Linked DNA regions of Homo sapiens: region 2 is linked to region 1. A link is a contact called in ENCODE Hi-C or POLR2A ChIA-PET data. All regions are on one chromosome and are shown on one strand. The core of a region is the stretch at or near the end of the contact, and the rest is flanking DNA. Distances in the headings are between cores, read along the strand shown. Region 1 overlaps RPS6KA2 (ribosomal protein S6 kinase A2). Region 2 holds the start of RAMACL (RNA guanine-7 methyltransferase activating subunit like).

The links. A loop is a pair of places that touch in the nucleus more often than their neighbours do. ChIA-PET counts read pairs that join two places held with the same protein, here RNA polymerase II (POLR2A). Pooled maps may share reads with other maps.
Region 2: a loop to region 1 is called in a map with no recorded cell type, with 6 times the contacts of the local background. The contact joins the promoter of RAMACL here to the enhancer-like site in region 1. A Hi-C loop is called at or near these places in 6 of 168 maps with a recorded cell type or tissue (PC-3, aorta, ascending aorta and 3 more), 18 of 37 single-sample maps with no recorded cell type and 18 of 50 pooled maps. POLR2A ChIA-PET finds 5 or more read pairs at or near these places in 7 of 52 experiments (A549, B cell, MCF 10A and 4 more).

Annotation. Positions count from the first base shown.
Region 1 is chr6:166,538,802-166,543,646 of GRCh38, reverse strand. The region is part of intron 1 of RPS6KA2 (ribosomal protein S6 kinase A2); the gene reads left to right. Among named protein-coding and RNA genes, the nearest start is that of MIR1913, 32 kb to the right of the region's middle. RefSeq lists enhancers at 1-369, 717-1,317, 1,488-1,707, 2,298-2,417. Within about 2 kb of position 2,531, at least 8 of the 41 ENCODE cell types and tissues checked have a DNase peak (open chromatin) inside an H3K27ac peak, as active enhancers do; they include B cell, where a contact is called at or near this core.
Region 2 is chr6:166,584,018-166,588,862 of GRCh38, reverse strand. RAMACL (RNA guanine-7 methyltransferase activating subunit like) reads left to right here and starts at 2,185. Exons shown (of 1, transcript NM_001395999.1): 1 at 2,185-4,845. The coding sequence starts at 2,386. The coding sequence ends at 2,742. All of the region lies in intron 1 of RPS6KA2 (ribosomal protein S6 kinase A2), which reads left to right. RefSeq lists an enhancer at 245-294 and a silencer at 1,843-1,982.

The DNA.
Region 1 (4,845 bases), core at 1,282-3,781:
ACTGTGCCCAGGGGAAAGGTGACCTTGGCAGACACAGAAAGAGGGGGAGGTGGGAGCGAACCCAGGGGAGTAGGATGTACTGGAATCCAGGTGAAGAGAGTGTTTCAAGTGAGAGGGAGTGAATAGCCATGCCCAGTGCTATGGAGGATGGAAATTTAGCCACTCGATTTAGCAATGGGTAAGATTTGGATGGCTTGAGAAGGGCACCTTTGGTGAGATAATGAAAGTCAGATTCTAGACGAAGCCAAGTTTAGAGATTCCAGACCAAGAAGGCCTTGCCCAGGGCCTGGAATCTGCATTTTAACAAGTTCCTTGGGGTGATTCTGAAGCAGGTGGGCAACATAGAACATTCATACGTTCAGAACCTCCAGGACACGATACTGTTCCTGGGCAGGTGTGTCCGGGTTCTGTGCCTTGAGAGAATGACTTGCGATGTGGTACTCTGTCATTAAGCGTTTATATGATGCCAGCCTCTTTGTCACCTGGGATTCAGGAGGGACTCCACCAAAGCTGCCCTCAAAGCCAGGCTCTTGTCCACCTGCTCATGAGTTCATGCCGTCAGCAGCAGAACAGTGCTGGCTTGATGGGACCTGTGAGTTGGAGATACGTTCTTTTCCACATTTTCATAAACCACCTGTGTAATAATATATTCTGTTATTATTCTGGAAATTAATATCCTACATGTGAATCTGCGATTTATAGAATGACCTCTCTCCTTTTTTGGAAATGAGGTGAACCCTTGCCTATTTTGTTTCCTATGTCCTTATCATTAATATTCCACAACTTTTAATTTGCACTTTTTATAAATATTATCCCTTTAATGACATGAAGAGCAGGTGATTCAGAGCAGAGGAAATGACCTAAGAAGGCGACTTTGGCCCAGAGAGAGGCATGCAGAGCCAGTGGCCAACCGCCCTCATCTTTCTCCCTGTCACTCCCACTTCCCAGCCGCTCCCAGCAGCTGCTGAAATACCTGCCCGGGACTTCCTGCAGTCATTGGAATTTTGAGTGCAGTTCTGCAGGAATTTTAAAAATTCCTTGTCACAATTTGTCACATTCAAACATCATTTAAACAGTTTATACCTCTAGTTTTTCTTTCTTACGTTACAAAATGTTTGGAATTGTTGCTTATGGAGCTAGCACCTGATCACCGTCCCAGCTCCTCCTCCCAAAGCTCTCAAGTTAGCTTTAAAAATACTGTTTACAGTAGCTGTGCTGGAAACCACATGCTCCTGCCATGGATGCAGCCGATTCAGGAACAGACTTGATCTTCCTAAGGCATTGCATGCAAATCCTCATCAAGCTCTAGATAAAATTACCTGCTTCATAAAACAGAAAAGGCACATATTTCAAAATGAAATGTGAGTAACATTTTCATGCTAGTTGCCCCTTAGGGTGGTTGTCATGAAGGGATCCAGAAACCAGGGCTGTCCAGAGAGGGTCGTTATCAGCAGTGCCCGGGAGTATGGTGCTGGGGCTTCATCTGGCTGTTTCCTATTCACACAGACCCCAGAGTGCGCGCCGAGTCCATGGAACACCAGATCTTTGTTTGTTTTGTTTTGTTTTCGTTTTGGGGAAAGTGAAAAAGAAAGTTAAGCATCCTCCAGCAAGTTCAAGCTAAAATGTCACTGTGAAGGCAGAACTCTGAAGTCTGAAAGGTGATGCTCTTGGGGATTTTTTTCCATTGACGCCTCAGATGCTTTGCGGTTAAAAACCTTACTGATTTGAAATGAGAAGTGAACTCTATCGCAATATTATTAGGGAAGAAAGCTGGCGTTTTTCATGTCATTTTAGGAGATGAAATTATGTGTGTACTTCAGGTACATTTGCTCTCAATACTTTGACAGAAAGAATCTGCACAAAATTTGAAATGTTATGAGATATCTGCGTCGAAGGCTTTGATTCGAAACGTTACAGAAATGACTAAAGAAGGTGAACTTCTGCAACGGAGGTGGGGGTGTGGCATGGACCGGGGAGGCGGGAGGCAACAGGGGATGGCAATTTGGAAGTGCTGAGGAAGGCGTGAAGCCAGCCTAAAAAACGGGCTGACTGGGAGCAGGGGAACACCCATGGGAATTCTGAGGTGCCAGCGTCCATGGCCAGGTGGCATCCAAGTAGCCCGGATGCTGTCACTCTCGCTTCAGAGCCTAGTCCCACAAAGGCATGTCCCACAAAGGCAGTGAAGGGGACCAGGACCCATGGGACTGCATGAGCTCATTCACCACAGCTGTGGGTCTCAGACCCTCCACAAAGAGCTGCTGAAGAAAAAGGAAGGAACTGGAAATCTTTAGGAAACATACACAAGGGCTGGGAAACGTGCCCCAGGAAAGGGTGGTGGCTGCAGTGTGAAGCCTCCCTGGCCAGCTCGTGCCTCGCCTGCCCCACACCTCTGGGCGGTGTTGAATTTTACTTTCTGTTCTGCAGTGTGGCCGTTGCCATGCTCTCGTTACCAAAATGAAGTCACAGAAGGGTGTGCTTTGGTGGTGATTCCTTTTTTCATAGTGTGGGCGTCGCATTAACACAGCTGCATGATGGGAGCTATTTTGGGAGGGAGGCTGGGGTTTGGATGACTCATGCGCGTGCTAGTCCTGTAGGTAGAGGATGTTAATGGACCCATTGCGAGGACAGTGTTTTAGTAACAGAAGAGGAGTATTTTGTTGTTCTTTAAATGACAAATCGTCTGCAATTTCTTTCTTCCTTTCGTAGGTCAATGACGGGAAAAGATAGCATACATGTTTCCATGATGAATTTTTTTGAACTTGGGCTCCTGCCTTTGTTTTTTGTGCAGGAAGCCACCTCCAGCAGCCGCGTGGAAGGTAGTGGTTCTCACAGGCAGTGACACACGTGGATCCCTGAGGGCCTCATTTTTTTCTGTCCCTTTCCATAAACCAGGAGATTTCACCACAAAAGCTGCACAGTCTCGGGTGGCTAGCATGGTCCTGCAATTCTAGTAAGCCTGTGCTGTGAAGGGAGGAAGGGCTTAAAATGTGATGTCCCCTCACAAATTAGCATCTAAATATAATGCCCATTGGCTGGGCTGTGCCTCTAGCATTTTTACTTACTCATTCAAGAAGTAATTATGAAGCAACAAAATTGTAATTCTGTATCTTCCAACTGCACTCATATGAACTTCAGGATGGATTAAACAGAGTCAATTTTGGCTATACTCATTGTTTTCCCAAACAAACAAAAAAAAACCACTGTTTTTACAAAAATAGCAAATCATCCTTGAAGATATGGAGACGAAAGTGTTTCCTTTAACTGAGAATGGAAAAGCCATGGATAACTGCATAGGCCTCTAATCCGCTGTGAGTTTCCACGGCTCAGACACCTTATCTGCTTTTACATGTGCCTCTATTTGTGACATGGAGGTAAAATAGCAAGATTTATAAGTAACCGTTTTGAGAAACTGAATTTTTCAAACATCGTCATGTACGTTATTGCTATTGTGATTTCATTTGGAAGTCTTCACTCTTAGAGTAAAACAGAGGGTGGAAGTACTTGGCTTCGAAGTCAGTCCTTGATGAGAAGCCCACCTCTATCACTTCCAGCTATTAATGTGTAATCTGAGTCTCAGGAGAAAATCTCCACTTCACAGTTTCTTCATGAAAAGAAGCAATGAGGAATGAGAGGCCCCTGGTTCCCAGAGCACACTATGCATACAATTCCTGGTTGCTGTTTTTGGATGCGCATTTTAGCCAGCAGTTTCTGAAGTTTTTCAGCCCCTCACCCCGAGCTAAAACTGTAGAAAGGGGTGTACGAATGTATAGATAGTGGAACAGAAATCTCAGAGAAATGCAGAGATAAATTCAAGGAACAGTTGGGCTCGAATGTCTCATGTTGGGAGAAACACCTCCTTTCCAGTGTTCCATTTCCAGGGCCTGGCACTTGGGCAGATGGCCTACCCCTTTACAAGGGAAGTCATGTGACTCTGGGGACAGGAAGCTCTGGGATGAAAATTTGTAGTGTTTTCTGTCAGTGTTTTCACTTATAGACTCTTTCTCCTACAGGGAAATCTTGCTTTCTGGGCTGGTGGCAAATCTTACCTGACTGCTTCTTCTGAAATATAATCTATAGGATGGCAATGACGTGTTCTTTACATTAGCTTTGACAAACATACCAGGGATAGCGTGAATCAGAAGGAGAAGGAGGACAAGCCGTCTGCATTTTCCAGACCACTTCTCCATCTAGGAACCCGTCAATATGCTTTTGCTGTCATTTTGTTCCATAGTTGCTATATTCATCGTACCAGAACTTCTGCCCAGACTGTTAAAGAGCAGAATGGATTTCATTGAGAGTACCCTTAGATTTTTCGGAGGCCTTGGTAAGACCAAATGACAAAAGTCCATGGAGAAAAGAAACCATGAAGGCCCACAGGGTGCACACAATAACCACACACATCACCAAGTTGATTCCATAAAACTAAATGGGCCGGGCGGGGTGGCTCACGCCTGTAACCCCAGCACTTTGGGAGGCCGAGGCAGGTGGATCGCGAGGTCAGGAGATCGAGACCATCCTGGCCAACATGGTGAAATCTCGTCTCTATTAAAAATACAAAAATACAAAAATTAGGTGGGCATGGTGGCAGGAGGCTGAGGCAAGAGAATCACTTGAACCTGGGAGGTGGAGGTTGCAGTGAGCCGAGATCCAGCCACTGCACTCCAGCCTGGGAGACAGAGTGAGACTCCGTCTTAAGAAAAAAAAAAGAAAAAAACACAACTAAATGGTGTCTCCACTTTCAAACTCCAGCGCTAAAATCTGTAACAGACCCAGCTCGTGGTAAACTCAGGGGAGGAGGAAGCTGTGAGCGGCTCTGAGGGACTCCTCGCGGTGTGTTTCTCACCC
Region 2 (4,845 bases), core at 936-3,435, 46 kb before region 1:
GGCCTCTGCTGGCCGGGTTGACAGTGAGCACGGAGGGCCATTGGCTGCCGCACCCTGTCTGTCATGTGCGACTGCCCAGCTGGACTCTCTTCGGGCCCTGAGCTTCCGGGAACCCTGTGTCCATCATCAGGGCAGAGTAGCAGCCCCAGGTTACAGGGCAGCAATAAAGCCCACATTCTGGAGTTGAGATCAGACGATCTAGTTCCACCTTTGATTGTTTTTCTGTACAAATAGGAATTATGTACATGCAAGGCTACAAATTAGATGGCAAAATCAGCCAGAGCGAGAGGTTGGGGACAGGCAGAATTTCCCCAGATTCTGGTGTCTCAGCGACGTGCTGCAAGTTCCCAGCGCAGGGTCCCTGTGGAAAGGAGGCAGCAAAGGGATGTCGTGTGCCCAAGAGGAGTCCCCTAAGACCCCCAGTTCAGGTGCATGATGCTCTGTGTGGCTAGGGCCTGTGGAATCCAGTTCAGCCACCCCTCATTTTTTCTGCAGAAAGCCACCCCTGCAGCAACTCGCTGGCCCCACCTGGAAATTATAATTTAGGCCTGTGAGCAGCTGCACACACTCATAGGCTGTTTCTTTGCAGAGATTTGATTCTGCTGTCCACCTGCTGAATGTGAAGCTGACTTTGTGGAGGTCCTTGTTCCTCTTTTTAAACCACACTCAGGGAGCAGTGGAGGGTGAGGGCCCTGGGATGGAGCTGAGCTCCTGCCTTGTTTACTTCAGACCCCAGCACAGTGTGTACATTGGGGAGCAAAACGAAGGTCCCCTGTTTCTTGGAAAGAAGTTCACTTTTAGTTCATGATACGAGAATTCTCTAACCATCACTGGGGTCTCAATTTTCATTCATTTTATGCTGCATATTTTGCATTCAGATGTGATAAGCCAAACAGATAAAAAACAAAATAAATTCACTGTTGTGGCTGGAACCTGAGTGAGTGAGGAGGGCGCAGGGTCTCACTCTCACCTCCTCGGGGTTCTTCCCCACAGGGCAGAGAGCGCACAGTCCCGGAAAGTCCTGCCATGAATGACAGCAGCCAGCAGGAAGTCAGACTCTACCCACTGTGCTAGTGAGGCCAGACGGCTAGTTTCAGCGCCTTCAGCTGTGGCTTTTCAGAGACGTGGGCCCTTCATCTTCTACTTCTGAATCCACTTATATATTTTACATTTTTGTGTGTGTATATATATATATAATATTTATTTTATGCTGGTTTGCTTTTTTTTTTCCAATGGCAGACTTCAAAAAGGGCAGACTCGTTCAAGAAAGATGTTATATCACTGCATGAGATATTCAGGAAGAACTAAAGTGTTATTTTTGAGAACCCACTCTATGCCAGGTACTGTTCTGGGAGTTTTACATGCGTGGGTTCATTTATTTCTCACAACCACTAATCCAGGTAGGACCCCCTCATTCTACATAGGAGGGAACTGAGGCCAAGGACGGGTGAGGAGCTTGTCTGATGCCACACAATTAGAGTGACGGTGATTAGAACTGATTTTGATGGTACATTTCTCTTGTACTTATGAAAAGCAGATACGAATCTCTAGTCTGTGCTTATCTCATCTTTCTTGCCTCCCTCTGTCCCATGCCAGTGTCCAACCAAGCCTTTCTTGGGCCTGTAGGGCTCTGACCCAGGGTCTCTGGACTGTGCACTCTTGTGTTTCAGGAAAATATTTCCCTGAGTTCATAAAAGAAAAATTATTTCTTCCTTATGTGTTAGTCTAATGTCAGGGTTCCTGATGACTGGCCACTTTGCTTCCACATGGGGATTTGGGGGACCCAGGCTTCTTCTTTGTAGCTCCACCAGCCCTAAGGGCCTGCAGTTAGCTGTGGGGGGAAAGAGACTATGAAAGAAGCACCTGCTTCTTTAAGGTACACCATCCAGACACACTCCATTGGCCAGGGCTAGTCACATGACCACACCTGCCTGCAAGGAGGGCTGGGTAATGTAGTCCCCACTGGGAGGCAGCTGAGGGGAGCCCCAGTCTATGGCAGGAGCAGAGATTTCTGAAAGCTGTTGGCTCCCTCTGCCCTGGAGGTAATGCTGAAATTTGACTTTGTGTATAACTGATGTGTGTTACCTTTGTCATGTCTTCAGAATAAACTGTGGTCATTCTTTTTCTTTCCTCCTCTGGTATATATATGGACTAGTTCATGGGCCTTATTAAAAGACTTGTTTGGAGAGGAAGGCGCTCGGTTACATTGGAGAACTGGAGTGGTCTGGAGTTCCACGGTGTAGTGGACCAGAGGCCACCTCTCCTGGGCTTCTCAGTGTCTCGCCGGCGGGGTTCGGCCTGAGCTGGATAGACATAGCCCTTGGCGGATTTAAACAACCTAAACATTAAGCAATACAGCTGCCTCAAACCTTTGGGATTTTCAGAATGACTGACACTGCCGAAGCTGTTCCAAATTTTGAAGAGATGTTTGCTAGTAGATTCACAGAAAATGACAAGGAGTATCAGGAATACCTGAAACGCCCTCCTGAGTCTCCTCCAATTGTTGAGGAATGGAATAGCAGAGCTGGTGGGAACCAAAGAAACAGAGGCAATCGGTTGCAAGACAACAGACAGTTCAGAGGCAGGGACAACAGATGGGGGTGGCCAAGTGACAATCGATCCAATCAGTGGCATGGACGATCCTGGGGTAACAACTACCCGCAACACAGACAAGAACCTTACTATCCCCAGCAATATGGACATTATGGTTACAACCAGCGGCCTCCTTACGGTTACTACTGATAGAAATGTTGGCAGCTTTTAGTAAAAGCATTTACTCTGTTACCATGAGAAAAGTTTGGGTGTCTTCTGTTGGTCATAGTTTTACATCTGATTTTACAGAATGGATTATTGATTTTTTGGAAGTTGAGACTTTAAAAAAAATAGATCTTACTTGCGAAATGCGATGGTTGCTGGGAATACCTGAAACTGTGGATTATATTGCTTGACTTCTACCTCAGAATCTTCTTTGTTTCATGACTTAATAGTGCTTTAAGTTTGGTATATTATTTGACCTCTAGGAATTCTTTGTTTTACACAGAAATAAAAATTTTAAAATAGAAAATGCTTTTACTTTGTAAGGTAAGAGAGTATCCATATGCTTAGATGTGCTCGTTTCTAAAATTCTAGAGGTTGATATAATCAGCTCATGAATGCACAGCTATGCTTTTTGTGATAGATTGTACATAACATCAGCAGTTGAAAGGTAAAACAATTGCTTTTTTTTTTTTTTGCATTTGTTAAGTGACTATGGTACTTTGTGATTCCTTAATCTATAGATGAGTCAGCTCCACACTTGAGTCTCTTTTTAGAGGGAAATCAGTAATAAAGCTGTAAAATAAGGAAAAAAAAAAAAAAAAAAAAAGACTTGTTTGATGTCATGTTTGAGATTTTCTCTTTAACCTTAAAAGATCAGCCTGGACAATTGCACACAATTATAAGTAAATGTGAAAATTAGGTTCTGTAATTAGGATGGCAGTAAACATAGTGGAGAACCATAACTAATCAATACAGACATGTCAGCAATCCTCGATTCCTTAATCTTCAAGAGAAAAAAAGTCATAATGAAGAAGCTAAAGTTGCTGAAGATGTGAGACTGAAAGTCCATCCCAGCGAGGACGGCTTCGTTTCCCAGCCCCGAGTCACTCACTACCTCTTTTTCACGTAGCCAGAGCTGCATCTTTTTTCATGTATTTCAGGGCATTCTGGCTAGAAGGAAAAATGTGTTACTTATGATCTTCTTTTGAAACTCGAGCTTCCTGCACCCCACATCGTTGTAGCAACATCGTCACCACACGTGTGCTCAGCACTCAGAGGTGCAAAGATGACCAAGAAGCTCTCGGGTTTTCTCACACTAGTTGCTACAGCAGAAATCTGCTGTGTGTTTTGAGACATCTTGGGAATGACACACCAATGTGCCACCCCCTCGGGATCTTAAAATAGGTCCAGATTGAATCTTTAGCTAATGTTGTTATTGTAAACCCTGAGTTCCACCAAATGTTTCTGAGTTTCTGGACCAATATTGCATTTCAAATAGATCAATCATGGTCTCTCCATGAGAAATGAATTCTATTGGAACGCTTTCTGAGCTCACAGCTCCTCAACGTATTTACTGAAAACTTGGCATGACAGCGTAGCTCCTTTGTTTCCGTTAAAAATTTCAGTTAAAATTACTATAAAATAAAGTGCAAAAGATCACAATCACAGATAGAAATGACCAGATTGGGGTATACTGAGTTTCCTTAACATCTGGAGAGCTGCTGAGTATCCCCAGAATGCCCAGGCATTTTTCATTTATTAATTGTGATGTCATGACATAACTGGCCTAATAGAGCTATAAAAAGTGTTGTAAGATGTAAATGTTGACATTTAGAGTGTCCCTGTCATCACTGAGTATGGTCATGCTGTTACTACAAATAAGGGATGGAATGTTAATGGACTCAATTGTATCCCTCCATGTTCACATTTGGAAGCTCCAACCCCCAGTGTGATTCTATGTGGAGAAAGGGCCTGTAAGGAAGTAATGAAGGTGAAGTGAGGTCCTAAGCCTGGGGCCCTGATTCGATGGGAGTAGTGTCCTCAGAGGAAGAGGAAGAGAGACCAGAGCTCTTGCTCCACCACGAAAGGGCGCTGCAAGAAGCAGCTGCCTGTGAGCCAGGAATTGGGCCCTCACCAGGACCAAATGGCTGGCACCTTGGTCTTGGACTTCCAGCTTCCAGAACTATGGGAAATAAATGTCTGTTTTGTAAGCCACCCAATCCATAGTACTTTGTTATGGCAGCTCAGGCAGACTAAGAAAGGAGCAAAACACACCAAGGCATTTTAAATTTATTAACCTTGTTTCGT